Regions from separate parts of the Mus musculus genome. Here all the other regions are linked to region 2. A link is a loop called in an ENCODE intact Hi-C map of the cell type or tissue named here. Cell type or tissue: left cerebral cortex. All regions are shown on one strand.

What was found. A loop is a pair of places that touch in the nucleus more often than their neighbours do. Peaks named below come from ENCODE experiments on the same cell type or tissue, not always from the same donor. Only the 100,000 strongest peaks of a DNase experiment are listed, where the experiment ranks them.
Region 1: it touches region 2 in a loop (3-fold over the local background); 8 of 42 quality-filtered maps call a loop at or near these places.
Region 3: it touches region 2 in a loop (14-fold over the local background); 21 of 42 quality-filtered maps call a loop at or near these places.
Region 4: it touches region 2 in a loop (3-fold over the local background); 5 of 42 quality-filtered maps call a loop at or near these places.
Region 5: a loop joins it to region 2, with 2.1 times the contacts of the local background. A loop is called at or near these places in 6 of 42 quality-filtered maps.
Region 6: it touches region 2 in a loop (5-fold over the local background); 4 of 42 quality-filtered maps call a loop at or near these places.
Region 7: it touches region 2 in a loop (8-fold over the local background); 21 of 42 quality-filtered maps call a loop at or near these places.

What each region holds. Positions count from the first base shown.
Region 1 is chr5:151,053,614-151,057,613 of GRCm38, forward strand. All of the region lies in intron 7 of Stard13 (StAR-related lipid transfer (START) domain containing 13), which reads right to left. Among named protein-coding and RNA genes, the nearest start is that of Kl, 100 kb to the left of the region's middle. In left cerebral cortex, a CTCF peak has its summit at 2,259 (motif pointing left); DNase peaks (open chromatin) are centred at 697 and 3,051; H3K27ac peaks cover 3,423 bases.
Region 2 is chr5:151,366,829-151,370,828 of GRCm38, forward strand. It overlaps 1700028E10Rik (RIKEN cDNA 1700028E10 gene), which reads left to right and starts at 1,847. Exons shown (of 4, transcript NR_045700.1): 1 at 1,847-2,028. It also overlaps a transcript of Stard13 not described here. In left cerebral cortex, CTCF peaks have their summits at 1,951 (motif pointing left) and 3,021; DNase peaks (open chromatin) are centred at 1,274, 1,862 and 2,748; H3K4me3 peaks cover 1,942 bases; H3K27ac peaks cover 1,951 bases.
Region 3 is chr5:150,671,779-150,675,778 of GRCm38, forward strand. Gm40353 reads left to right here. Exons shown (of 6, transcript XM_017321266.1): 2 at 1,963-2,190; 3 at 2,248-2,784. Pds5b (PDS5 cohesin associated factor B) reads left to right here and starts at 2,049. Exons shown (of 35, transcript NM_175310.6): 1 at 2,049-2,175. In left cerebral cortex, a CTCF peak has its summit at 1,922 (motif pointing right); DNase peaks (open chromatin) are centred at 1,891 and 2,731; H3K4me3 peaks cover 2,101 bases; H3K27ac peaks cover 497 bases.
Region 4 is chr5:151,649,786-151,653,785 of GRCm38, forward strand. It overlaps Rfc3 (replication factor C (activator 1) 3), which reads right to left and starts at 1,423. Exons shown (of 9, transcript NM_027009.2): 1 at 1,281-1,423; 2 at 87-224. The coding sequence starts at 1,367. In left cerebral cortex, a CTCF peak has its summit at 1,529; DNase peaks (open chromatin) are centred at 1,054 and 1,467; H3K4me3 peaks cover 1,281 bases.
Region 5 is chr5:151,229,833-151,233,832 of GRCm38, forward strand. Gm52834 (a long non-coding RNA gene) reads left to right here and starts at 1,789. Exons shown (of 3, transcript XR_003956031.1): 1 at 1,789-1,931; 2 at 3,035-3,136; 3 at 3,556-4,000. It also overlaps a transcript of Stard13 not described here. In left cerebral cortex, no CTCF peak of the experiment used is centred here; DNase peaks (open chromatin) are centred at 1,759, 2,282, 3,172, 3,666 and 1 more place; H3K4me3 peaks cover 941 bases; H3K27ac peaks cover 1,042 bases.
Region 6 is chr5:150,518,149-150,522,148 of GRCm38, forward strand. It overlaps Zar1l (zygote arrest 1-like), which reads right to left and starts at 11. Exons shown (of 4, transcript NM_001159693.2): 1 at 1-11. The coding sequence starts at 11. In left cerebral cortex, a CTCF peak has its summit at 1,595 (motif pointing right); a DNase peak (open chromatin) is centred at 1,576; H3K4me3 peaks cover 290 bases.
Region 7 is chr5:151,140,637-151,144,636 of GRCm38, forward strand. All of the region lies in intron 1 of Stard13 (StAR-related lipid transfer (START) domain containing 13), which reads right to left. Among named protein-coding and RNA genes, the nearest start is that of Stard13, 48 kb to the right of the region's middle. In left cerebral cortex, a CTCF peak has its summit at 1,796; DNase peaks (open chromatin) are centred at 1,798, 2,147 and 2,715; H3K27ac peaks cover 1,933 bases.

The DNA.
Region 1 (4,000 bases), 310 kb before region 2:
AATAAGGACCCAAAGAGGGATGAGTGAGTTGAACAATGAACGCGTAGGTTAGGTTCAGCACCTCTAGCGCCCTCTCACCCAGGACTTGCCCTATCCAAACCACAGCTGAGGTTTCCTGGGATCCTGGGCCTCAATATCAAGGCACCATGTTCTCGACACCCAGACTTTGAGTTTCTGCTCTCCACTCTCCTCGCTCCCCAGTGGCATACAGATTAGCTCACTTCTTTAAGAGCAAGGTGGAATGTTTCTGAGTAGCCAGACCAGTAATCAGTGGCCAGTGGTCATTTCTCTTTCTCATAGATACCCAGAGAAATACATGTGTATGGTTGCCATGCCCTGGTGTCTCTTGCTTGTTGCTATAGATGAAAGCAACCTTAACTTGGGAAAAAAAAAAGAGAAAAGAAAAAAAAAAAAAACTACAGGAACATGGGGAGAATTCCAAGCCATTAGAGGACAGTTGGAGTCTGTACATGTCAGCTGCATAGATCACAGGGGAAATTAAACACGGGTACATTCTGTGGTCATAAGAACAGAATTCTCAAGAAAAGCTCTTTGCATTCCTGGGCTTATCACTGAATTCCACAGATCAAGATATCCAGGCAGATTGCTACTTAATGTGTTAGTTACTTCATTCCAAGTCTGCAGTGTCTAGAAAATGCCACGTTTAGCTATATTTGGGTGATTCTCCACAACCAGTCTTAAGAACATTTATTTTCCCCGATCTGGCAAGTATTTCAAATTGCATCACAGTGCACAGGAAGAAAGTAGGCATTGTTAAAAGGACAGGAAAAGAGAAAGGAAGAAAGAAGTCAAGCTGCGAGGCAGGTGCTTATTGAAAGGGGATACAGCTTCAGTTTGTTTACATCCGTACTTCTGGAAGGAGGCTCCAGACTGTGTATACCTCAGAGCTGTGCTGCACTGGGTCACAGTGCCCCGAGGGTGTATTCTTAAGTGTGATTCACAACTATTTATGTCATTTGAAAGGAATTCTTCCCCCTTTCCCAACCCCCCCCCCCCCCCCAAGCAGAGGAGCATGGAAGAGAGTCTACAAAAGGGATGTTTTAGTTGTACTGCCCAGCCCACTCCGTTGGCCCACTGTGTCCTGTGGCTCTTTGTGAGTCTGTACATGTGTACATCCTGGATGGGCGCCTTCTTTGAATTGTTCAGATCTCAAGTTTCTTCTTTTGGAAAACACTGTGATCTTTATTATTTCAAATCTATCTGGGGCTTTCTAGCTGCAGGCTCTGAGCCTTCTGACTGAGCCGCCTGCAGGGGGTCAGGCCGGGTCATTGGGAAACTATTCATTCTGCTTCATTCTGACAGAAACCTCCTGTTCTACCCTCACCTTCCAGGAGAGGTGGGAAACAGCTCTGGGTTCTGTGGACTGTATTGGAAGCCTAGAAGGAAAGGGCTTTCCTAAGCTTGGTAAATACAAAATGATTTAAAAAAACCAGACCAGATTCTAGGTACAGAACCTAAGAATGGCCCAAGAAACGCAGTCTTCCAAGGGACAGCAGCGAGGTGATGAACAAACAAACTTAGGAGTTTCTGTTGTCTGACTCTTAGCTGCTTCTCCATGAATGAAGTGGGGAACCCCTGACCGGTTTAGGATTGGGTTTCTGAAGTGGCAGTCAGCAGTGACTGGGCACAGTAAGACAATAGTTCTAAAGATGTAGTAGTGTGGAGTCTAAGAGAGGCCATCTCTGAACTGTGAAAGACACTAATTGCCAATAGCCATTTCTTTGTAGCAAAGCTTCCAGTACATTTGCATGTTGGACCTAAGATACTTTGTTCTAAGAACAGAAAGTGTTTTGTTTGTTCTGATACTCATTGTGGTTGAGAGGTAACCTGGGTCTTTCAGTCTGTTTAATGCTCTGTTGTCAGAGTTGAGAGTCTCACACGTATATGAATGAGGACTGGCTGGAGCTTGCAGAGTGCCTGGGTTCAGCTCCCAGCACCCACATGGGAGCTCATGGCCTTCAGTAATTCCAGTTCTAGAGGGACTCTGATGCCCTCTTCTGGCCTGTGTGGACACCGGACATGCACTGTGGCGCACAGACACACTTGCAGGCAAAACACTCATGCACTTAAGATAAAAATGACTAAACCCTTTTGAAAAATGAAAGTAGAAATGAACAAGAAATCGTACTCTTTGATTTTATACTGGGTCCCAGAATTTACACCGCAGGCCTGCTCTTTACAATCTCCACTGCTCTCCTCAGGAGGCACAAGGTGCTTAGCCATGAAGAACCCTCTGCAGGAGCGCCCCCTGCAGGAGCACCTCTCTTGCCTGCGAGCTCCCCGCCGAATGACCAAAGGTTGAGTTTCAAGTGCTCCTTTGGGTTACTTCCACCCCTTTTTCCCTTTTGTTTTCGATCCCCAGCTACCTAAAAGCCTGGGCTCAAATAGCAGTTTCTGTGGAAGGTTCCAGATCATCCTTCATCCTGTCTCAGGTAGTCAGCCGACAAGGTGATGTGCAGGCGGCAGGTTACAGAACTCTTCCCCTGGAAATGAAGTGTCTTCCCAGAATTATTAGGCTTTTAAATCTTGCGGCTCCATTATAAGGAGTGGCTGGGCGAGAGTGCTGCATTAGAATTCAAATTTCATCTAAATAGTATTAAATCTCCTCCCTGGCATCCTGTTTATGCTAATCCTTGCAGGGCTTAATGATGTTTATCAAGACTTCCATTTCCTCTTCTTTAGAAATGGGCCTCAGCTAATGAAGAAAGGTTGGCTTTATTCAGAAAGCAAGAGTCATAAAGTAGTGTGTGCTATGGGCAGCGATTCTGCGCGTGCGCGGTGTTGGTTTAGCCTTTCACTGCAGGAGCTTCGTATTTATCAGTAGCCAGAGATAACCTGAGCTGCGGCGGTGCGTGGGTGATTTAAGACAGATGTGAAAGCTCACACAACAAAGCAAGGCTGGTCTCACAAGCCACCATGTCGAATACAAATGGCTGGCAATTGAAGGCTAAACCTCTTCACTTCATCTGCAGCCATCTGCGAGGGTGAAAATGGATATGCTGTACTTCTTCATACATAAACTGCAGTATGCTGGGGAGTGTGGGAAGTGAGTGCTGGCAATGTTTTAGGGTTCTGTGCTGCTGGCTGGCTTTGACAGCCTTCTGATGAGTGCTGATGTTCGAGTGTTTAGCCTTCAGGGAAGGGACCCCCACCTCCCACTCTGCTCAATGTCAGAGCTTCATGGAAGTCTTGGAAGATGGTTCCCATGGAATGTGGCTTACAGGAAGGATGTGTGGGGGTGGTGGTATTCCTGGTCTCCCACAATCCTGGGTTGAGAGTGCAAGGCCCTGTGCAGAAGTGAATTTCAATTCCAATGGGATACCCAGGGCAGAGAAAGGACTTCTGTTTCCCTTCCCCTTCCTGGCCCTGCCTCCTTCCCCTTCCTAGCCCCGCCTCCTGTTCTTTGTCTTTAGTTTGTGTTTGCTGTAGATCTCTAGGGTAGTCTTCCCCCACTACCGATTCTCCTGGCTTCCTGCTTCTCTAGTTTTCTTGTTGCCCGCTCTTCTGTCACCTCTTTGCCACACGGAGGCACTGTCTGTGTACTCCCCTATACGTGACATGCAAAGGGAAGGCCATACACAAGGCAGTAGCTATGTTCCTTTGGACAGCCCACAGCTGTTTCTGCTTCTTTTTTTTTTAATGACGCAAGAGAAGCACCAGTGCTTCCCCAGTCGGGCTATATGGCTTGTCAGTATCTATGTCCCTGTCAGGGACCTTTTCCTACAGAGCTCTGCACACATTTTTCCCACCACGGAACTCTTTGAGACTGATACAGGGAAGAAGATAGTCTAATGGGGCTGAAGAGGGTCGGTATGTCCACTCCCTTCTCTTCCTAGGACTTCATGTCTACAGTTTTGGCTGCAGAAGGGAGATGAGACCAATCAGAGGAGTGATTTAAGTACAGACATCACTATGAATCCATGGCGTGGGGTGGTGTTTTCTATCCAGGGGCACTGCAATTCACTTATTTATATCCAAA
Region 2 (4,000 bases):
TACCAGGTTCTCATTTGCCTACAGCAGATCATCCACTTTTCTCCACTCATGATGCCACACCTGTGCAATTTCTACCTTAACGTTTCTACTCCATTAGCTCACTTTAAAGAGCATTTAAAAAAAAATAGCATCATGCAGACACACCAAGGCTGATATGTGTATAAACTCACAGAGACTGTGACAACACACACATTACCTACAGAGTCAAAGCAGAAAAGAGTGCTCATCTTAAAGGGAATAAAAGATAGTCTATTTAGGATCCATTTTTAGTGACCATGGCCCAGGAACACAAATTTTATGCTCCTACATGGAAGCAGTTTTAGTTTTACAGAACAGAGAAAATAATGAATCGAGACATGTAAAACACATCTGTGGGAATACCATAAAGGCAATTCAGGAAGATGGGGCAGGTTTTCTTACAGGTCTCATCTGATGACTTTCTTGTTTTTTAGGTTGGTAGAAGCTAGTATCAGCCAACAGATTTCATTCTTTTTAAAAATCTCTCATGGGATTTTAGTTCTGACACAAAGCTGACTAAGGAATGGCAGTTGGAGTACATAGGAGACTAAAACTAGACTAAGATAAGGTAGTTAAACTCTGGACCTGCAACATTCCAATTTTGCTACAGCACTAAAATTCTAATCAGTCTCTGCCACACCCGGCCCCCCACCCCCAGGAGTTTTCATTCACAACAGGTTCAAGCAAGGGGGAAAAAAAAAAAAACAGTACAAACTAGGGGTTAGAGATTACAAAGTTCCATTCCTAACCAAAAGGCATGTACAACTGATAACTGATAATACTGGGAAAGGTAAAATCAATTTTCCCCTATGGAGTATCAACCACACTTCTGGGAAGGCCCCATGCCCAGAAGTAACTGGCCAACACAAAATTGTGTGTTTGTGAGTGTGTGTGCGAGCGTGCATGTTTTGTTACTTTTTTATGTTTGACTTTATTTAAATCTTTGACAGCAAGGACCTCTGAAATTCCTAAAAGCATCTACCAAAAGCTGAAGACATTCCTGGGAAACTCGGGAGCTTTGGGAAACTGTCTTTCAGCCGAAAGTGTTATGTATATTTAAAGGTGGACACTAATACTTTCTGCAATACAAGTTCATAGTCCTCACGATACAACTAAAATAAAAACAAAGCCCATGTACCAGGGTAAAGTACTGTCCAGCTACTTAAAAATGGGTTTGGATCAGACACAGCCAACGTGGGAAAGGGGCGGAGTTTTCCCCTGGCAGCGTTCAAACCCTCAACAAACGGTTCTGTGCAAAGCCACACCGCAGAATGCAGAGTGCCAATATCCTGACAAAAATAAAGGGTAAAGCTCAAATTAAGCGCTTTAAAAGTCCGTAATATAAGCCTTTCCAAATCCTTAGATGCCATTAGCTGTCACGGGTAGCCTCGAGTGGGTAACGATGCAAGGACTGACACTGGCTGGGAATCAATGGCGAGAAAGCAGCTCGAGACTACCTTGTACATCGCTAACGTTCCAGAGATTTCCAGAAACTGAATTTACAGCCAGAAACCAACTCCTGTGAGAGGGAAGCAACAAAACAGACAAAAACCTGCTAAGACACCAGTTTAATGTCCGCCCGGCGAGGCCTGCAAGCGATCAAAGATGGAGAAATCAGCACATGCCTCCCGCAACAACGCCCTCCTAGTACGCAAGCGCTCGCGCGCCCGCGCGGAGGCCCCGCCCCTCGCGTGCACGCCCAGACCAGGCGCGCGCAGCGGAAGTTACCGCCTCCAAGGCCCCTCCTGGCTCTTCCGCCACGAGGCCCCGCGTTCGCAGTCCGGTTCCGGTTGTAGCTCCGCCCCCGCGCGGGAACACGCTAGAAGGCTGGATATCCGGGCCAGGAGGCTCGCGGAGCCCTCACTTCCGGTGGTGTCTCAGCCCAGCTCCCTTGAGGCGCAGGTTCTGGCTCTCGGTGCGGTAGCGCCATCTGGCGCCGAGTGTTCCCCGGACTGCGGAGGGGCGCGCTTCCTCCCTTCAGAACATTCCAGAGACACCGCGGCGGCCGGGGTAGGCTTTATGCGCTCCGCCAGAAGGGCGGGACCCAAGACTCCTCCTCCACCGAGTTCCCGCGCGGGAAGGGTTTTGCGGTTACCCTGAGCGGAAATGGTTGGAGTCTGGAGCGGGAACGGACCTCACGCGGGAGGAAACCGGCCTTTTCCCGTCTTTTCAAGTCCTGGCGACACAGTTCCTGCCCCACTGGCTCTCCTTTTTTGTTTCCTCCTTTCTGGGCACTGTGCTTCGGTTCTTCACTCGGCGTGGACCGAGGTCCTCCATGTCCCGCTTTGCAGAGAGGAGGCTTTACTTTGTAGCCTTTCGTTAGCCTGTGTTGGAGAAAAGCTTTTGCTCCATTACGTCTGTTAAGCTGGGGTGTTGCGAAAACGAGCAGTATCGGGGATTAAACATTAGAAGAATGATAATAGGTTTTTAAAACAAGACAGTCTCACCAGGTTCATCTCAGAACTGTGAAATTAACGCTGTGGCTGTTATGCCGTATTTCCTTTAGATAAGGGAAAACGAGTTTCCACCAGAGCTAGAAAGTGAACATAACTTTCCTCTTAAAAGAATTCATGTTTAAAAAAGTCCAGATGTAATACACTTGGAGCACTGTTAGCTATTGTGAGTTATTGTGTATCAAGATGCACAGTGCGAGCCAGTGAGATGTCCCTTAGAAGTCAGAGATCTGCGGTCACTTGTCTCTGGACCTTTCTCCCCCACTACAGCAGTATTTTCCCTACCTGTGCATGCATTTGAGTTCAGAAGGCTTTTAAGAGGCCAGTTCACTAGAGTTTAGAACTGGGAGAGGTGATATGGAAGGAGAGCTAGGTGACTAAGGCCCACAGTTGGAATAGTTTAAAGAGTTCAGGAGAGCTCTTCGCTGTTATTGCTGTTTTGACACATTAACCCGACAGATTAGTAGCCTTTCTAGCAGGTGCCAAGGGAGCAAACTAAGCGCTAAAACCATAAAGTTTGTACAGTCACACATTCGGGAAGCAAGTTCATATAATATACTCTGTTGTAGAGGGTGCTGTAACACCAGGTATACAAAATTTCTCAATTATGTCATCTCTGTTCTTCAGAGTTTCTTGAAAATAGTAACTCAAAAAATCACTTCAACAGACATTTAAATTTTTACACCCAGGAAGGTAACATTTTAAAAATCCCTTTCCTTTTGTAACTTCTTTATAGTTTCTTCTTTTCACTAAGTCATTGCCCTTTACCCCTACTGTGTCATTTAAAATGTACAGAATGCTTTAATGCTTTCTGTTTGTGTGTGTGCGCGTGTATGTGCGCGCGCGTAAATAAGTTTTTGTATTCTGAGTTTGACAATGGCATTTGACCCTAACCATCAGTAAAATGCATTGCTCTCTGTAACCATTCCCTTTGTCCCCAATAGAAATACAGATATTCCTAGATAGGCTTGTCGTGTTCATAGCTATGTTGCTCCTAAAAGTGATTTTCTAGTACTAAAAAGGTTAGATTGTTTACTGAAGTGTGAGTGAGTACTATAAAGACTGTATTACCTTTAATTACAAGTTAGTGTATCTAACTGTGAAGATAAGTGAAATAGTATTTTTATAATGACTCAGACTTCCATTACAAGGCACTAGAGAGATGGCTTGGCTAAGTCTGGTCTCCAATGGCACCAGGCATGCACATGGCATACAGACATATATGCAGTCAAAAAACGCATATACATAAACTAATGATAAAACAAAATTGGCTGTTCTAACTCCATTGTTTTTACTAACAAAATAGAGGAAAATTCAGATTCAGAGATCCCTCCTTCCCTCTCTCTCTCTTCTTTCCTCACTAACCTGAATGAGTCGCCATTTAAAGGGTCAGAGGGAGGTAGCAGGGGAGAGCGTGGGGCTTAACCTATTTTCAAATAACTATTCATACTAATGAAACAAAGCACACATCCTTTTCATTTTAAACCAGTCTTGTAAAAATGGAGCACATACATGTTCATTAACATTAC
Region 3 (4,000 bases), 700 kb before region 2:
TGTTTCTTTGTTTCTTTCTTTCTTTCTACTTTGTTTTGTTTTTGAGACAGGATCTCACTGTAACCTTGGCTGTCCCGGGACTCACTGTGTAGACCAGGCTGACCTCAAACCTAACAGAGATCTGCCTGCCTCTGCCTCCCAAGGGTTGAGATTAAAGGTGAGTGGCACCACGCTTGCCTAAGAAGCCAGGGCCAAAGATTTGCTTTTTTTTTTTTTAAGACCTATCTAGCTCTTCTGTTCTGTCCTTGCTGGGAACATTGAAGTTGTATAGGAGAGTTCCCAAGGCTTAGTGGATGCATAAAATGGGTAGATGCCTGTAGTACAGCTCTGTAGAAGACAGAGTGATCCCAGGAACCCTGCTGAGAGAGGGAATGAATAGGTGCTAGTATCTGAAGGTGCTTGCTCTGCTACAACTTAAGGCTCTTCTTCCCCAGCACAAACACTGTGGTTTATAAACCTGCATTGCCTATCTTTCGTTTCGAATATCTTACCATAAGCTCCCGATTCACCTCACATGTTCATTGTTGAAACAAACAGTCCTAGTGCAGGGAGATCCTGCTCACTGCAGGGATGGACAGCATCAAAGAGCAAAAGGCGACCAAGACTTGTCAGCTCTGACAGGGACCTGGGGGTGAAGAGAAACCTCCATCTTAGCCCGCCCAGCCCACAGCTGCAGCAGTGAGGGCAGAAGTGGCAAGGGCGCACAAACCTCATTTTCTGGATGGCATCTTTGTGGCCTTCCAATCGCTTCCTCACCCCGTTAAGGGGGGTTCTTGAGCAGTGGGATGAACACTGGATCCCTAGGTCCACCAACCGGTGAGGAGCCATGTAGACATTAATAATCTTTCATTTACACAGCACATAATCTGTGCTGCACCACAGGGTTTAAAACATCGCACAAGAGGTGGAATACACCTTTAATTCTAGCACTTGGGAGGCAGAGGCATAGAGGCAGAGGCAGGTGGGTCTCTGTGAGCTCCAGACCCAGACAGAGCTACATAGTGAGACCCTATCTAACAAAACAAGACAAAACAACAAAAAAAGCCAGGAGTGGTGGCACATACCTTTAGTCCCAGCATTGGGAAGGCAGTGGCTGGAGGATGGAGCCTAGCCTGGGTTATATAGTGATTTCTAGGCCAGTCAGGGCTGCATAGTGAGAGCGTATTCTCAAATAAAATAATACACATTTATTTTTTATTTTATGTGTATGAGTACACTATAGCTATACAGATGGCTGTGAGCCTTCATGTGGTTGTTGGGGAATTGAACTTAGGACCTCTACTCACTCCAGTTGGCACCCTCTCGCTCCAGAAGATGGTGGGTGTCAGATCTCATTATGGGTGGTTGTGATCCACCATGTGGTTGCTGGGGTTTGAACTCAGGACCTTCGGAAGAGCAATCGGTGCTCTAACCCGTTGAACCATCTCGCCGTCCCCCTCCTTTTTTTTTTTTTAGAAATTAAAAAAAAAAAAAAAGGCCGGGCGTAGGGAAAATGCCAGTACTAAGGAGGCAGAAGCAGAGGCAGGCAGATCTCTGAACTCGAGGGCAGCCTGGTCTACATGGTAAGATCATGTGTAGCCTGGTGTACACAGTGAGCTCCACAGGCCAGCTAGGGCGGCAAAGGAAAGAAAAAGGAAAGAAAAAAAAAAAAGCCTCATCCAAAAAAGGAAAGAAAAAAAAAAGCCAAAGCCAGCGGAGTTCAGCTATCTACAGATTTCCCGCCAAAGCCTGGGAGGCTGAGTCCAAGCTGAGAGAACGCACTGACAGCTGCCCATCACTCTGCTGCCAAGGAGACAGAGGAGGCCGCGCCAGCAGGGCGGAGCCTGCGCGTGCGCGCCCCCGGGTGTGTGGGGCGGAGCCCGGAGCGCGGGCTGAGGAGCGCGTGCGCACGCGCCTGAGCGAGAAGCCGTGCGGCCGGTAGGGGGCGCTGAGAACCCACGCGGCGCTCTGCCTGCCCCCCAGGCGCTGTCCGCCGCGGTTCGATTGGAGCAGCCGCGGAGCTGCTCTTGGCGCCATTTTGAAGCGGAGAGGCGGAGGAACGGCCTGGACTGGCTGCGGAAGGGGAGGGGGGGCGGGAGGAGGCGATTGGATGCGGCGGCGGCGGCGGCGGCGGCGAGGGCGGCGGATCCCCGAGATCGGAGGAGCGCGAGGAGTGTAGGAGCCGGGCGACCGGAGGTAGGAGCGACTCGGGTAACGGAAAGGGAGCGCCTCTTCATCGCCTCAGCGCCCCACGCTCCATTTTTCTAGCGGGGCGTGCGCGCGTGGAGCCGTCGCCCGCTGAGCCTCGCGTGTCCCGGTGTCCCAGCGGGGCTGCGGTGGGGCCGGGGGCGGGGAGGCCGCGGGCCGCGGCTGGCGCCGGCCCGGAGTGACCTTTGCGGGGGCCGCGGCCGCGCCCCTCCCCCTCCCCTCTCCTCCCCCTGGAGAGAAGCCCCCCGCGCCGCTTCCCCCTTCCGGCTGCCTGCGGGCCCGGCGCGAGGGGAGGCGCGCCGCACTGCTCGGGAGTCGGGGAAGAGCCGGGAGCCGGCCGAGAGAGCGAGAGCGAGAGAGAGAGAGAGAGAGAAAGAGGAGAGAGTCAGAGAGAGTCAGAGAGAGAGAGAGAGAGAGAGAGAGAGAGTCCTCGGGCGACCGCGGGTGCAGCCCCACGGCGGTACGGACAGTGTGCGGTGCGGGCTCGCCCGCCCGCCTCTGCACCGTTATTCCACTGACACTCTAAAAGTTTGCGGTCCGGGAGAAGCCCTGGCGGCGGCGGCGTTGGTGTTGGCGGCGTTGGCGGCGGCTGTGGCTGTGGGTCTGCTTTTTGTTTTGTTTCGGTTTTTGCTCTGTACGTTGAAGAGCAAATGTGATGTTTGCACATAGGAGCAGGCATGTAGCATGCAGCCGACAGGTGTTTGCAGGGTCGACGGAACCCCGAAATTCAGCACCTGCTCTTCAGCGCTGCATGCTATTCCAGTACGAACTCCCGAGGGGTTTGAAAGAAGAGTGATTCGTTCGCTCCATCCTCAGGAACCCTACCAAGATTTAAAAGCCCCCCCCCCCCCCCATATTTTTGATTTCAAAGAATGCTCCTTTGATACTAGAGTTAGGAACTGATGGGTGGCTGTAATCGCTCCAAGGAGCGGTCTCTCTGTTGAATACTTGTTGAAGCTTTGGAAGTATTGTTTCATTTTTGAAGGTTGGTCTGAGGTCCTGAGAGAGTTGGGGAGGCCTGTGGACTTCAACGAAATAACCTTTTAAAAGCCAGGTGTATGTAGTGTAGGAGGTGGGCTGTAGCTAACTTATGATGACTGAAGTGGAGAAGGGCAATTTAAGCATTGTTCTCAGCACATGTAGTTAACAGTTCCACGAGGGGGTGTTTTCTGTGTTAACTTTTGTGAAAGTCAACTAAGTTGGCACAAGCGCGGGTTTCAGAGGCTATCTCTTGGCTGTGCACTAGACATGTCAGATGCTAGTGTTTGGGGGACTTTAGTAGAGTGAACACTTGGGAGCTATGGCAGGCCGCTGTGGAACAGGTAATCTTCCATTTCATGGTGACAGCATAATACCTAACTGATTTTACAGCGGCGAGTTTGGAGGTAAAAAGTTATATGGCACATAAGATTAATAAATTAATTCCCAAAGTTTAAATATTAAACACACTTTTAGGGTGGTGAAAGTGGGGAGTAGTATGCTATGGTAGCCTGGAACTGGCAATCTTTCTGGCCTGATGTGCTGGGATTACATTGCCACACCCAGCTCATAAAAACCATCTTGAATCAAAACGTTACTTCTTTGAACTCGTATTTGCATATGATGTAAATTTACAGATACATATATAGAAAAGATGTGTTTTAAAGTTTACTACTAAAGTAGCACAGATGTTTTCCTCTTAGTTGGATTCTGTTTGAAGTGTCTCTGATGAGAAAGTAATGCTAGTCTTTTGCCTTTTTTTTTCCCTCCTTTTTAAAAGAACTTTGTCATTCTGGTTGAAGGTTTTGCTTTTCCTGCAGCTCTTGTTGATGCT
Region 4 (4,000 bases), 280 kb after region 2:
GCTAGTGGTGGGGAGAGATATACACATGACCAGGATTAAAAGTCCCCTCCAGAAACATCTGCTAAGCTTCAACCCAAGATGCTTACTGTGATAGTCTGATGCTCAATTCTCAGTTTTTCCACCCCGATACCATAAAGTTCACGTAGAATACACATAATTCTTGTCTTTTTTCCAGCACCTGATGGTCCATATACTAAGAGGTGAGGAAAGTCTCCACACTGCACCTAAGGAAAAAAAGAACAAGACATTATATCTTAGTTAAACTGGGTGAACTAAGTTAAACAAACCACTTTTAAAGTTCCAAGATATTCTGTTTACCATCCAGCTCCAACAGAAAATGTACCAAACTCTGGACACTAATTTAATCTAATTTACATGCACTAAATGCTTAAAAGTAGGCACTCCCTAAGTAAGCTATCTGAAGGGCCCGTTTGAAACTAAGGGATGACAGAAGGCGAACCCAATCTCTGTAACTAAGACAGATGCTTGTCTGGCCCGGGCTCCCCATAATGGTCCTCTTGCTCAGAAGCAGGTGCGCTGATTTCCTTGTAAGTTCACTTGGAAGAGACAGAAGAACTTCACACTAGATCAAGGTTGATCAATGCTATGGAAAAGACAGCAGTAACAGAGTGCCATCAAACGAAAGAGTACTATTAACATGGGGTCTTGATCTTGCCACCGGGAAACTGAACATTAAAGCTTTTGCAAGGAAAACCGGCACGTGTATTAACGAAGCATAATATTCTATTTCAAATTAGTGCATGCATCACGAACCAAAACCAAAACCAAACCTAAAACATATCTTCCACTTCACCCTCGAGTCTTCCAAAAGCTCTCATATGAACGATCGCGGCACTCGTTAAAATAATCTCTCCTTTTCAGAAAAGCCTTAGCTGTGATTCCGCAGTAACTAAGAACAGGGTCCGGGGCACAGTCACCTCTATCAGCTTCCCACCTAAGCTCTCTGTAGCGGGAGAGCCCATCAGGCATTTGCAGTAACACCGAGGCCCGGGCACACCCCCATCCCCGCCCCCTACCGCCGCTGCTTGCTCCTGATTCTCCACTACACTGGCCTTCTTCTGGTCCCCACACCAAGCCATTGAGGTTCCCGGCAGCAAACACACCGCACTTTGAGGAACGCGTCACTCTGACCCCCTCGCTAGCACCGGGGCGCCCGCCTCCTCCCTCCCTCCCTCCCTTCCCTTCCCTTCCCTTCCCTTCCCTTCCCTTCCCTTCCCTTCCCCGGGCTGTGCAGGAAGCTGCTGAGCAGGGCGGCTCACCAGGTTGCGCAGCTGTGCTGCCTGTTCCTTATGATAGTCCAGCCGGGCAAGGGAGCTCGGCCGGTACTTGTCCACCCAGAGGCTCATGACCGCTCCACAGTCGCACCAGCGGACCCGCCGCTTAGACAGTAGAGTTTTCCCGCGAGCGCGAAAGCGTGCGACGTCACTTCCGGCACCCGGCGACTTCCGGATAGGGAGACTGGGCAATCTCAACCGGGAGTGGAGCAGTCGCTGCAGTTCCCACTTCCACCACTGCACCAACAGTCGCTGGATTTACCGGGCAGTGGCTGCCTCTTTGTTCTCACCCTGTAACATTTTAGAAAACATTCGAAGGAATTAAAGATGTATCTCTGACATTCAGGTTCGTCCAATCTGAGTTCTTAGGGAAGGAAATTCCCTCCATTTCATTCTTTCATTTATTCACTGATTCACAACTTCATTCTAATTAGTGCTACATAATCTGTTATCTTTATTAGTAGAACTGCTTTTCTTTAAAATAATAAACAAACTCCAATATTCAATGAGCATTTGCCTACATGCCTCTGTGAACTATATGTTCTGAACTAGGAAAGTAAAGGAAATAGAAAGTAAAGGAAATCAGAAGCGAAAGTACCCAGAAGCATGACAGACAACGTCCAAAGACAGGTAGTTCATGGTGGATCCTAGGGTATATTCTTTTAATCTAAAAGATTGAAAGAATGTGAAGAGAACATAGAAAAAAAAAAAACCTAGGTTTACTTGTTTTCACAAATACAACACACAGATGCCCCCAATAACATTTAGATCCCCAATAACATTTCGGTGTGTGTCCCAGGCAATATTTGCAATGAAATTAATTTTTATCTGAAATTAGATTTTAATTGGTTGCCCTGTATTTTTTAACTTATAACCATACTTGGAATTCTTCAACTTGTGAGACCTGAGGAAGTGGCTGGGAAGGAAGGATAGAGTCCTCAAATCATAGCCAGAGGGCCAAGGCCAGAGACACAGCTCTGATCTGCTCCCTGCAGTAGCTTCAGAAGTTTCTTTCAGACACCTGAAAGCTTGTTGCTATGGTTAATCTTGGTCATCAGCTTGATGAGATTTGGAATCACTATAGAAACTACTATATAGGTATGTTCCTAGGGGCAATGGAGTAGTGCTGCCTCTGGATTCCAGAGTTTGTAAGCAGAGCAAGGCCTCTCACTACACACCAGCACGAAGCAGGGCACTGAGCCCTTAATCTGGACTGAGGTTGAACAAAAGGTATTTGAAGCTTTAGAAACAGCTCTAGCATTGACTCCAGCCCTAAAACTTCCAGATGTCTCAAAACTTTTTCATCTGTTTGTCCATAAAACAAGACAGAAGGGCTTTTAATCCAAATTTTGGGACCATGGAAACACCCTGTGATGTACCTGTCCAAAGGATTGGACCCTGTAGCCACAAAATGGTCCATCTGTCTAAGCTGTGATAGCTACTGCTAGATTATGTAAGCTAGCTCACAAGCTAAATCTGGGTCTAAATCTTGTACTAACAGCACTCCATTACAAGACTGAGGCCCTCCTCTGAGGAGCACCACGCAGTTTTAATATGCTTGGCCCAGGGAAGGAGTAGCACTATTAGGGGGTGTGGCCTTGTTGGAAGATGTGTATCACTGTGGGGGTGGGCTTTGAGACTCTCCTCCTACCTACCAGGAAGCCAGTCTTCTGCTTGTCTTCAGAACAAGATATAGCACACCCAGCTCTTCCAGCCCCATGCCTGCCTGGACATTGCCATGCTTCCTGCCATGATGATAATGGAATGAACCTCTGAACCTGTAAGCCAGCCCTAATTAACAGTTATCCTTTAAAAGAGTTGCCTTGGTCTTGGTGTCTTTTCACAGTAATGGCAGCCCTAAGACACACCAGGATCTTGGCTGTCTAATGTTTGTGTAAGCCAGTACCAGGCCTTACCATACTTGAGTGCAAAGTGAGAAACTCATAGTTATCAAATCTGATCACCTCTTGCCTAATGACCACCTGCATTGCAGGTACTCTTCCATGAAAGATGAAACTAGATGCAAAGGAGCTGCAACAATTACTTTAACTGAAAATATTTGGGCCCAAGTCAGATATCTCATTCCAAAAAGGAGAACTGATTGGTCTGACCCAGGCTCTCAGATGGGAAAAAGGAAAGTCAACCACTGTATATACAGACAACTACTATGCTTTTAATTCTGTACATCTTCATAGTGTGACTGAAAGAGGGCTTCTCACTGCTGTGGAAAGGAAATTAAATAATCTTGGCCGTTCTAGAGACTATTAGGCTTCCCCTACAATTTACTGTCATCTACTGTTGGGCTGCTGGCCTAGCTGGCTGACAAGTGGCCTGAAGACCAGTGAGCCTTATTCATATTCTTATGATATACCATGACCTGGTGCTTTCCAGAGACTTCATGGTAATGAAGAAAAGAACAGCTCAAACTCACTGGCTGATAAAGGACATCAAAGGGAAAGATCATCCCCCACACCCTCACCCCCTGAAAACAATGGTCAGGACTCTGGTGGTTAACCCTTACCGGTCTGCTCATCTATGGTTCACAAAACTTTCTGAGCTGCTCAGACAAAGCTATGTAATACCTAGACGAGCCCTGCTACATGGGATGACTCAGCCAGATGCCAGGGTTGTGCTCAAGTGAATCCAAAACAGAGAGACCTTACCCAGAAAGGGTCCAAATGAGAGACCAACACCCCAGCAAACTA
Region 5 (4,000 bases), 140 kb before region 2:
AAACGTACAAGCTACTTAAACATTGTTATGCCAGTATAAGGGAGTCAAACACACCAGGGACTTCCAGTCTGAAGGGGAAGGAAACTGTATATTGTTTCCCAATCATTAACATTTGAAAAGAAGCTGCAAGTAAGTGCTAAGGAGTGCCAGAAGGTGATGGGTGTGCTGGGCCTAAAGAGCTTAATGATTTGGGCACAGAAAGCTCACATCCGCTGATTGCAGAACCGAGGCCACCAAAGGCCCTGTCACTTACCTACGTGGGAAACATGGTAGTTCATTTAGAGTTTACGACCTCCCTTGTTCTGGTGATGGGTGGGGTGAACACCTACAGGCCCCAACAAGCAAGATGCATGACTACTGATTTGTTTCAAACCTTTATAAGCTAATATACTAACCACTACAGCAGAATGGTTTGAGGACAAGCTTGGCTAGGTGCACAGGGTTATCCTTGCTAGTCCAGGAGAGAAACAGCAGATTTTCACGCTCTTTTTGTTAAGGTTTTAGGTCCAGCTGTAGTAACAGAATGTCTCTGTCAGTCTCCATGTTTTCTAATCCTAAGGTATGGGCATAGGTTTCCTCTAACATTTAATGGCCTGAATTTGAATCCTGCTTTGGATAAACCAGATTCATCTTTTGGGAAATAAACAGTTATTACCACTGACATAATGATTCCGGAGGTGACAGATGAGAAAGACTCTTGCTGGCTCCATGGGAATTGGAACCCTGGTGGAGAGGAAGTGTGCATTGGTAAATGTGCCTGTCTACTGAAAGCCCCTTCAGCTGTTCCAGTCCGCAGAACTGGCAGGCCCCAGATGGACACCTGCTGCCTCTTCTTGGACAAGAACTTGCTAGTGGCATCGCTCTGGGCCATTTATTACTTGCTTTTCTTATAGTCACTGCGACCTATGTTCAGAAATGTGTTTTTCACATTATGTATGATCACATGGTACAGAATACCATAGGCTTTGCTATGCTTATACTGGGATAGTTCTCAAACTCAGAACAAATGGCTGAGGTTCCTATTAACATACCAAAGCTGATGCTGGCACCAGCTTCTCCCAGCATCCTTGAGTCCCTACCTGACCTATAAAACCCAGACATTTTGGGTGTGTGGTTCTTTCTTCTCTTGGTCTCTTGGTATCTTAGCTTCTGGCTCTCCCCTGTCCCTTCTCTCTCCACATGGCCCTGATCAGTTGGCAGGTCATGTTCGCTCTGGACTCTTTGAGATGCCTCTGCCTGTGTTCTTCCTTAATATTTATAATAAAAACTGCAACCTTGTGGAAGCAATCATGTCCTCCTTTAATTACTTGTTCTCATTCAGCTGCACTTCCTCTTGCCTCTCTGTTGAACTGACTAGACAACCTTTCATGAAAAATGTGGAGTTAGAACATGGGCTTCCAATACCTTCAGGGCACTCTAGCTAGGCTCTCAGCACTGGTCCTCTAGGTTAAAGGAGAAAAGTCTAGCAAGCTAAAGAGAAGCCGGCACAAAACTTTTATTTTATATAAAAGAAAATAAAGGAAACAAAATCCCAAACAAACAAGACTGGGGTACCTCCCTCCCTGAGCACATGCTCTTGGGGACACGGTCCTCTGGAGAGCTATTCTGATACTGTGAACTGTGAACTGAGTCTTATAAAGATGACTTTCACCAACGGAGAGCACTTTCCCCTGGAATTGATGCCAACATTAATAACTTAAGTATTTCAGTGTCTCGTGGCCAAAGTTCCATATTTTAGCTACTTTAGCAAGAAAACCCAAGAAAATCAATTTGCATCTAAAAGCTCCTTCATGGGGTTGGCTTGGTTTTGTGGCAAGCAGCCCGGCAGCTTAGAGAAACAGAAGTTGAAGTCCACTCTACAGAGAATTGTTTGGTCCTAGTTGAATAACCTTCTGGCATTTGCTGTTAGCAGAATGGTAAGAAGATTATGGGTAAGCAGATATTAATATTCTGATTAAACATTTTAAAACCTCATACCACCATTTAAAAAAAATAGTTGTGCCGCTCTGAGCGAACTCTTACACTTAACATTCTGAAGCTACGTTTAGCCTTAATATCTAACTTCATATGCTTGGTCTTAAAAAATCTCTACCTATACCTGCCTCCACTGCTCAAACCGCAATGTCTAAGATGCCCGTGAAGTATTTACAAACCTCTTTCACTTCCAAGCTCTCTTTTTGGAGAAGTTGTAGTCCTCTTTGGTCTCAACTATGAAAACCTAGCACAGTCTTGGCAACCCTCCTGGAGAGCCTTCTGGTTTCCGAGGAACCACTGACTTAAACGCCACAGGATTAAACAACAGACACTGTCAACAGGTCCTTTGCAATAAGATTTCTTAAGTTATGAAGCAGCAAGCTCACTTGTGCACAGAAGCTTCCTTCCATCCTACAGATTATAACGGGAAAACAAGACACACGCTTGCAGGGGCCTGATGGGATGGGTTGTGTTCTTAACCATTACCCACTGGCGTCTACCATGTGCCTACAAGTCTTTAAGGAACAACAGTCAAAATTACTGGGTTGACCTCAATTTATTTCTGAGTCCAGTGGAGGCAGGTATAGGTAGAGTTTGTTTTTCTTGGGTGTTTACTAAATGGAGCCATTGTGCTGGAGAGGAAATATGGGTAAACATTTAATGCTTACTACACTAAGTTGAGTGTCAGAATCATTTGCAATGCCTACTTCTGAGTTAGTTTGATAAGGGTGTTCTGTTCAAAGGAACCTGGGCTGCCGAATCTCACTCAGAATGCTTCAAGCCACGGATGTGTGTGTGTGTGTGTGTGTGTGTGTGTGTGTGTGTGTGTGTGTGTGTGAGAGAGAGAGAGAGAGAGAGAGAGAGAGAGAGAGAGAGAGAGAGAGAGAGAGAATGTGGTGGCCTGACTCTGAAGGTAGAACACCACCTGGTGTAGAGAGCGGCGGGGGACGGGGAGGGGGGGGGGGAGGGGCAGACTTGTTCTGCGGGTTAAATAGGCGAAAGGAGGAGCTCAAAGGTCAAGCCTCTTTCACCTGTGTCATCCTTTCCTTCCTTCTGCCAGGCTTTATACCTTCCCTTCTATAATTCTCTTCCACTCCAACGGAAGACAAACTCAGAAGACAAGACACGATCATCTCAGAAACCCTTCCAGTCACACCTCTCGGTAATTCTTGAAGCATCTTCTGGCAGCTCCCACCAGGCAAAGGAGGCCTCTGCCTCTGAGCCTGCCGGTGGACTCAGAGGATTTTGTCTTACTGAACAGGTGTAATGCAGTGACTTCAGGGGTGGGGAGCCCAGACCACTCACTGTGCTTGTGGCCGCATCAGGAGATAGAGGATGGTCCCCGCAGAGCTGGCACACACCTGTGGCCACAGCTCATAAGCTGGGTGTGGGTTAAAGAAGCAAGCGTTCTTAAGAACCCTTAGGAATAATCAGTTTCTCTTCCTCTGACCCTGGGGCAATGAATTCCTAAGTCTTTCTCAGGCATTTCCTATATGGACACTTCGGATCCTGAGGGCATCGGGGTGGTGTGTGGTCGTTTGCTTTCAAAAACTGTTCACCTGTTTCCCTCCAAACTTCTAGTCTCTACCACTACGGTAAGCTCTTGCCCAGTCGCGCCACCCTTGCCAGCCCTCAGCCACGTGGAAATGCCAATCTGGGGCACAGTCACAGCTACCTTTGCGCCCGCCCGAGTGGAGGACTCTGGTCCGCGCACAGGCCAGCTGTCAGGCACTGTGCCCGATCTGACTGGTCAGAACCTGCACCCAGGGCCCCGGGACACCGACCTGCCAGCCGCCGCTCGCGGACGTTCCTCCACAGCAGATCCCAGGCTCTGGCGCTGGAGTCCCGCAGCTGCTCGCTTAGCGATCTCCGGAGAGGCGCGTACACCGCTCTTCGTGGGCTGCTCATCTCAGACGAGTCCTCATGGCGCGGGGCAGCCTGGTCACCGCCACTCAAACCGCCTCCGACGTTTGGACGCTCGGCCACGCGGGACCCGGTGCGCCCGCCAGGCGCCCTGAGAGGCGGC
Region 6 (4,000 bases), 850 kb before region 2:
AGACGCTCCATTTGAGGGGAGGGGGGAGTTTCCTCCCTCACCCTCCTCTTCCTCTTTGTAGATTTGATTCGGGTTCACCCAGGTTTCTTAATTTATTCCAGAGCGGGAGCAGCCAGTTAGCTCCCTAATTGAAGTCACCTAGGAGATGACTAATTGTTTTCCCTACCTTTCCAATCAGCAGTGCTCACTAATTTTTTTTCTCTCTCAAGGTTGTTTTTCATTTCTGACTTCTTCACACATGCTTTAACTAGTAATTTCACTCACTTATTCTCTTGGTGACGACTTTGTTGATCTGGTATCAGTGGGTGAGGATATAAATTAGTATAGGTATTATGGAAACTAACACGGAGTCTCCTCAAGAATTAGCAATTGGCTGTGCTGTAGTGGAGCCTTTAATCCCAGCACTTGGGAGTCAGAGGCAGGTGGATCTCTGAGTTGGAGGCAAGCCTGGTCTACAGAGTGAGTTCCAGGACCGCCAGGGCTACACAGAGAAACCTTGTCTTGAAACACTTGCCATCAAAAATAATAATAATAATAATTAAAAATAAAGATTTAAAAATAGGAGGGCAGGAGAGATGTCTCAGTGGTTCATATTGCATCATATTGCAAAGTGCTCATAGCAACTTGGATTCCCAGTCACTGGGTGGCTCACAAACACCTGTAACTCCAGCTGGTAGCTGACATCCTCTTCTGGATATAACTTACACTCACGTACATAGACACACATTCACAGGCACATACATACTTTTTTTTAAAGATTTATTTATTTTTATTTATATGAGTGCACTATAGCTGTCTTCAGACACACCAGAAGAGGGCATCGGAACCCATTACAGAAGGTTGTGAGTCACCATGTGGGTTGCTGGGAATTGAACTCAGGACCTCTGGAAGAGCGGTCAGTGCTCTTAACCACTGAGCCATCTCTCCAGCCCACACACATACCTTTTAAAACTAGATAAATATATCTTTTAAAAGACATTTTCTTATTTAACATATATCTGCATGTATACCTGCGTGCCAGAAGAGAGTTCAGATCTCATTATAGATGGTTGTGAGCCACCATGTGGTTGCTGGGAATCAAACTCAGGACCTCTAGGAAGAACAGCCAGTGCTCTTAACTGCTGAGCCATCCCTCCAGCCCTATCCTTTTTTTAAAAAATAGAACCACCGACCTAGCAATCCCATTATTTGTATGCATATGCAAAGAAAGTGAAATCAATTAAGAGATTCTGCCCTCATCCTCATCCAAGAGTCAAACTCTGGAAGCAACCTACATATCAGATGACAGATGAGTAAAGAAACTGCCATATAAATGGGAATTTTAATCAGTCATTGAACAAGAAAGAAAAAGCATGTGTGGTGGTATAGGCCTTGTCATTCCAGAACCCAAAAGGCTGAGGCAGGAGACTCACAAGTTCGAGACCAGCCTAGCTACACAGCCAGAACCTGTTTTGTTTGTTTGCTTGTCTGTTTTTGTTTGGGATGAACCTGGAGGACATTATGTTAAGTGCAATAAGCTATACAGAAAAAAGATTTTATTACATGACCTCATATGCAAAATCTAAGAAACTCAAATATGCAGTCACCAGTAGAGGGTGGTATTGGTCAAAAGGCATAAAGGAGCAAATCCAGAGTCTAAGGCACAGTAGGATGACTATAAATAGTAACTGTTGTAAAACACAGCTCTCACCTCAAAAGGAGTCAGAGTCAAACCCAGAGGCAAATTTGAGCAGTCATGGCCCTAAAACCACAGATTTAGGTTTACCCAAAATTCTATGTTCCAGTGTGGACAATGTTTCATGATGTATCTACACTAACAGAACAAAGAAAGTCATAAATCCAGGCATTTAAAAAAAAAAAAGTGAAGCCGGGAGTGGTGGCGCACGTCTTTAATCCCAGCACTTGGGAGGCAGAGGCAGGAGGATTTCTGAGTTCGAGGCCAGCCTGGTCTACAGAGTGAGTTCCAGGACAGCCAGGGCTATACAGAGAAACCCTGTCTCAAAAAACCAAAAAAAAAAAAAAGAAAAAAAAGAAAAAAAATGCACTGATAGGACTGGAGAGACAGATCAGCCATTAAAGGCTAGGCTGGAAACCAAAAATTACTTCAGTGGAAACATCAGAGAGACGGGTGACAGACAGGGAGAGATCTCAGCTGTAGGCCTCTGATGCTATTTGATAGCATTCTTGGACCTTTGGTTCATATGGTTTTGTTAATATATTCTGAAGGGTTTTTCTTAATGTTTGTTAGGATTAAAGGCACTACACCATAGAGGTGGGTAAAGAATACACTTTTAGCCGGGCGCTGGTGGCACATGCCTTTAATCCCAGCACTTGAGAGGCAGAGGCAGGCAGATTTCTGAGTTCGAGGCCAGCCTGGTCTACAGAGTGAGTTCTAGGACAGCCAAGGCTACACAGAGAAACCCTGTCTCGAAAAAAAAAAAAATACACTTTTAGGGACCTAATGACAGCAGGCAATACATTGTAATTAGGCTCTGAACCAGCAATATTCCAAACTCTTCACAGTTACCGAGTTTTAATCAACAACCTTTGTAGACACAGCTTTTCCCCCTAGAGATTCTCATCCACACAATATTGAACTGCATCCTACAGATTTGCTAGAAGAGATTTGATACTCTCCATCACACACCTAGACATAGAAGGTAACTCTGTGAGGGTATGACTATACTAACTGTAAGACTTTTATTCAGTATTTACAATATATATATGACCATCAAGGTGCAGTGCACATCATATACATTTTTATGAAAATAATAGATTTAACAGATAATGGATTGAATTCAATAATGCTTGGTAGTTAACAATCTGAGTAGCTGAGCTCAAATCATACAAAGTCTATTAGAACAGACAGACATGGTTGGGAGGTTCCTTGTACCAAGAACACAAAACGTAGTCATGAGCTGTTAAAGGCCAGGAGGGTGTGATACTGAGCTATCTTTCAGGGGGTGAAATGTGTCAAGGCTTCTCATTATTCCACTCTAGTGAGACACCTCTCTCCTCCGACTTCCCCGGGGGAAGAAGCAATTTTTTTCTTTTCTAAGTAGAAATTACTGTGCATTTTATTGTTTGAGTGCTTTGTCTGCATGTACATCTATCTGCACGCCAGGAGAAGGCATCAGATCCCATTACAGATGGTTGTAAGTCATCATGAGGGTGCTGGAAATTGAATTGAGGACCTCTGGAAGAGCAGCCAGTGCCCTCAACTGTTCAGCTGTCTCTCTGGCCCCAATATGTTTTTTTTCCAAGACAGAGTTTCTCTGTGTAGACCAGGCTAGCCTCGAACTCATAGAGATCAGCCTGCCTCTGCCTCCCAAGTGCTGGGATTAAAGACATATGTCACCTTTGTCTCATTTTACAAGCTAACAAAACCAAATGGATTTGAATCTAAATTTAGAACGTCTACCAGGCTAGTTTTTACCCACTGGACAATGCTAAACACTTCATAGTATTGTTAGAAACGTTCAGCAAGCAGTAGTTTATTACTAGATAATATCATAGGCCTCTTCTTTGCTAAGCAGACCTACATCAAAAGTTTTAGTATTTTTTTACAATAGTGATACTTCTTGCTAAAACTAAGGATTACAGCTTACCAGACAAAATTGATACCAATAAACCAAGCAGACTTTTCTCAATCGTCTTTATTGTAGTGCTGAGTATCTAACCCAGACCCAGAGTCTCTACTATTGAGCCAGATTCCCCAACCGCAGGTCATTGTTTTTCTAATCCAAGAGGACCTTTTAACTGCTTAATCATGTTCTGGAAGCAGCAAGGCCTCTAAGATCTCTTGTTGGATCCAGTCGAGGGCTTTCTAAAGTTCAAACTACAAACCTACAGTAAGCCATGCACTGGGCTTGTTACTCAGTAAATTCAGGGGAGAGGTAATAATGTTTCAGTTTTCTAGGCCAGTTTCTGGAAAAGTCGGGAAATACGGTGATCGCATCCTAAAACCTGCAGAAAGGAGTACTAATATTGCAGGACTGCT
Region 7 (4,000 bases), 230 kb before region 2:
CTTTCAAACGATGCTCTTCCAGAGGACCTGAGTTCAGTTTCCAGTGCCCACCGGACAACTGCTTTTAACTTCAGTTCCAAGAGACCCCATGCCCTCTTCTGGCCTCCAAGGATACCTGAGCGCATGCACAGACACACAGACACACAGACGTGAAAAAGATGAGATGCAACACCTTACCCTGACCGTTTACCAAGGATAAGCACCCCATGGGATAGCAGTCAACTTCAAAGAAACCTTCACTAAATGCCCGGGTACAGAGGACATTGCAAACATCATCACTTGTCAGAATATAGCCTAATGGGCCACATGAAGTCCAAGACCCATCCTCAGAAAGAAACAGGCTCTTTATAAACTAACTTTATCATACAGTGAATAGGCAGCAGTGGTGCAGAATCCACTACTCTGTGTGTGTGTTAGAATTGCCAGAGAGAGAGAGAGAGAGAGAGAGAGAGAGAGAGAGAGAAGGAAAAAAGAAAAAAAAAAGAAAGAAAAAAGAACATTTGATTTGGATGGGTAAGGATATGAAGGATTTTGCTGGGTGGGTTAAGTGGTGCAAGGGTGGAGTTACTCAAGCAAAGGAAACATAAAAGCGAGGCACAGAAGCATGAAGAGGCAAGGGAGCCCTCATGGAAAATCACTGTATGTGGGGTGGGGGGTGGGGGTGGGGAGTGGGATTCAGGCGTCGGGGAAGGGTGGGGTTCTCTCTGCATAATGATTCTTCACATATTTCTTGACAAGGACTTGTGATTTTTTTTTTTTTTTTTTTTTTTTTTTTGCTTAGTTCAGGTGAAGCATTCAGACTACGAATCTATTAAAATAGCAGGTATTTCAAAGACCTCACCAACCTTGGGCAAAATGAATTCACAATGCAGTTGACTTGAAATGATAAGGTGATGTTACAATTAAATTGCTTTGATGAAATAAGACTCTTTATTGTTCTGTATGGCTGCTCTAGCGAAAGTATTTGGTAAAGTTATAACTGCATGAGGAGAAGGTGAAGGCTCAGAGGGAAGAGGCATTTGTTTCCAGGACTGGAAACTGTTAGGTTTCAAACCCTAGACAAATGGCAGAGGGGCCTACTTAACATATCAAAGGAGAGGCTTCCAGGTTCTCCCAGATAAGGGGCCATCCTGGCTGGCTGGTGTGCTCCATCCCCTGCCCTGAATTCTCCAGCCCATTGGGCTGGGCTGCCCTTCCTCCAGCTTCCCTTCGCTATATAATCTAACCATTTTGGTTACCTAGTCTCTTTTTGTACCTTTGGGCCTCCTGGCTGCTGGTTCCCCTCTCTCTCCTCTCTCTCTTCCCTTCCCCCCTCTCCTCGAATGGCTCAGGGTTATGTCTACTTTGGACCCTCCCAGATGTTCCCACCTTCTTCCATGTCAACAATGAACCATCTCCTCCACCATGCCTCACTGGAATCAGGCACATTCCTTTCCCTTTTTATTCTTTCAGAACCCACATGAGATGAACAGGGAGGAGGAGAGTTCGGACTCCTGCAAGCTACCCTCTGCCCTTCACATGCTACACTCTGTGGCACGAAGGCCCCAAAACCCATAGGCACACAAATAAAAGCCAAAATAAATATAGAGCCGGCAGAAGTTGACCACTAGGTAGTGATCTGCCAAAGGCAAACACGAATTTGATTCCGGTCACTCTTCTTCCCTTTGCCTTTAACACAAATGCAATGACTTATCCTTAATTGAAATACCAACAAAGAATGTTATTTCTGCGATTGCCTAATTCCACACCAAGGTCCAATGCATTTGAATGTGAGATTTCAACAGTTCTGCTGCATGTCCACTAGAGGCCTGTGAAGAGCTTCCCCCCCAACCCCGAGTCTCATAACCAAACCGGCCTAAACAGAAACAAATGAGAAATCTTGAGTCAATACTGATAAGAGTCAGATCAAATTTACATGTCTCCTCATGGTCAAGGTCATACACAGGAATAAAACAAACAAGATTCAGTACTCTTTCCAAACTGCATAGTACTTAGTTATAAACATTACAAAACAAGGGAAGAAAAAAAAAAGGCAGTGTTAAAAGCTAAGTTTCGAAAGGTTCAGCCACAATTCCAGAAGGCTGGCAGGCTCTGGCAAACTTTGCCTAAGCAGACGCTGGAATAGAAATTGCTTGCCTAATGAGCTTCCCGGTCCTCCAGTGCATTTTGAATTCAAAAGACATACAAGAGACAGGGCCCTGGGCCTGCGGGAAAGTAAACAGAATAGCAATCTAAGACAGATGGTCTGGAAAGGGACTTCTTAAATAGCGACAACAGGGCAGTAAACAGAGGTCAGTGAGCTACAGCCCAGGAGTGCCAAGAAGACATGGACTGAATGGTCCCTGAGGTGAAGGACAATCAATTGCAGGAGGGGACTGAGTGACCTAGACGAGGTGCTTACCATGTCTGCCAGGCGAGCACAGCTTGCTGGGCTGTGCATATGGGGGAAATTACTAGAAGAAATGAGGTGTCCTGTGACAGTCTGCAGGCAGCCTTGCTACCAGCTCCCCAAATAGGGCCTTCTCAGTGCCTCCTCGGACAAACAAGACAAAAACATCCTAAGCACCCCGTGCACAGGAGTCTCTTTGCAGAAGTGGCCTGCTTTCCACTAGGCTCAGTTAATTAGCAGGAGAGTCGGACAGAGTGGAAAGAAAGAGCCTTTTGTTTGGAGAACCTGTGAAAATATCCCCTCAGAAGCCTGTAACTTTCCCTACAGATTACCCTGGCCCTGAGGACAAGCCCCGGTGCCAGAAGGCACTGCTGTCCCCTCCACACAGCCCACATTCAAAAGGCAGTTAGTTCTCTTTGTTGTCCCCAGGGAGTCAAGCCTTAATGGGTTTACAATGTGGCAGGCTCTTTTGGAGAGTGTCTGCTGCCAGAATCAGGGCAGAGAGAACCCCAGTGAGTGCCTCAGATGTTGAGGTGACCCTGCCTGCACTCTAAGGGAAGCAGCACTCACCCCAGGCCTTGAGAACCCCTGCAAGAGCACCCTGAGAGGTCATGGGATCTGAAAGTGAATCTGCCATTATTGCGAGCAGATGGCCGAAGACCTGGAGACTTCACTCTTCAGACAGGACTGTGAGCATCAGTGTCCCCAGATCAATCCCAGGTGAGAAGAGTCACTGCTGTTGTGACATCACCCTGTGTTTCCAGTTAATCTTGCTGTCAAAGAGTGACCCCTCTTTCTCAAACCTCTCAATGTAGGCAGAGAATAGCCTGGGCACGTTCTTCTCACCTTGACTGAAAGGAGACCTGGATGTGGCCCATCTAGGGAAGCTGCTTGAAAGACTCTATGGCAATCCCCACCAGCCTAAGCTCTGCCTCCAGAATCACTCTTTTCACCTTCTCTTATTTCAGAAAAATCTTCATTTTTAAACCAAGACACTCAGATAGTCCGTGCTTTTGGGAGTAGAGATTTCATAATCTTTTTAAAGCTATAGTCACGTTCTCCCACCCCTACTTTACAACATCCTTCTGGTCAAGGGTTGCTCCTTGATGCACAGTATTCCCTCTTGCTGAAATCTCAGCCTATTTCCTGTTACTCTCATGTTGATTCATCTGTATTCTCTCCTGTCAAGAATGGTTTATTTGTCCATTAGGATACCCAAGGTCAGCCTCTGCTCATCTGCTCCCAGACCGTACCCTTATGTACAGTTGTTGATGTGCCAGCTGCATACCGTGGCGCTTTGTCTCTGCTTATATTACAGCTGTGTGATGCTAGAATCTGGCAAAGAGTTCCAGAACCACAAAAGGAAAAGACAGGCAAACTCTCAGTGCTGCGGGCACTTAAGGAAGAGGAAAAAACACGAAAACAAACAAAAACAAAGAACCAAACCCCAAACCCCATGTATTTCCTACTGGGGAGACTGCAACACTGACTTAGAAAGATACGAGGAGGTTAAGCCATACCGAGGATGAGCTGCAGGGTTAAAGGAAAGACTTTCTTCCCAAGAAACCCCTTGAGTGGTCATCCTATCCCCAGAACCATCAAAGACAGGAA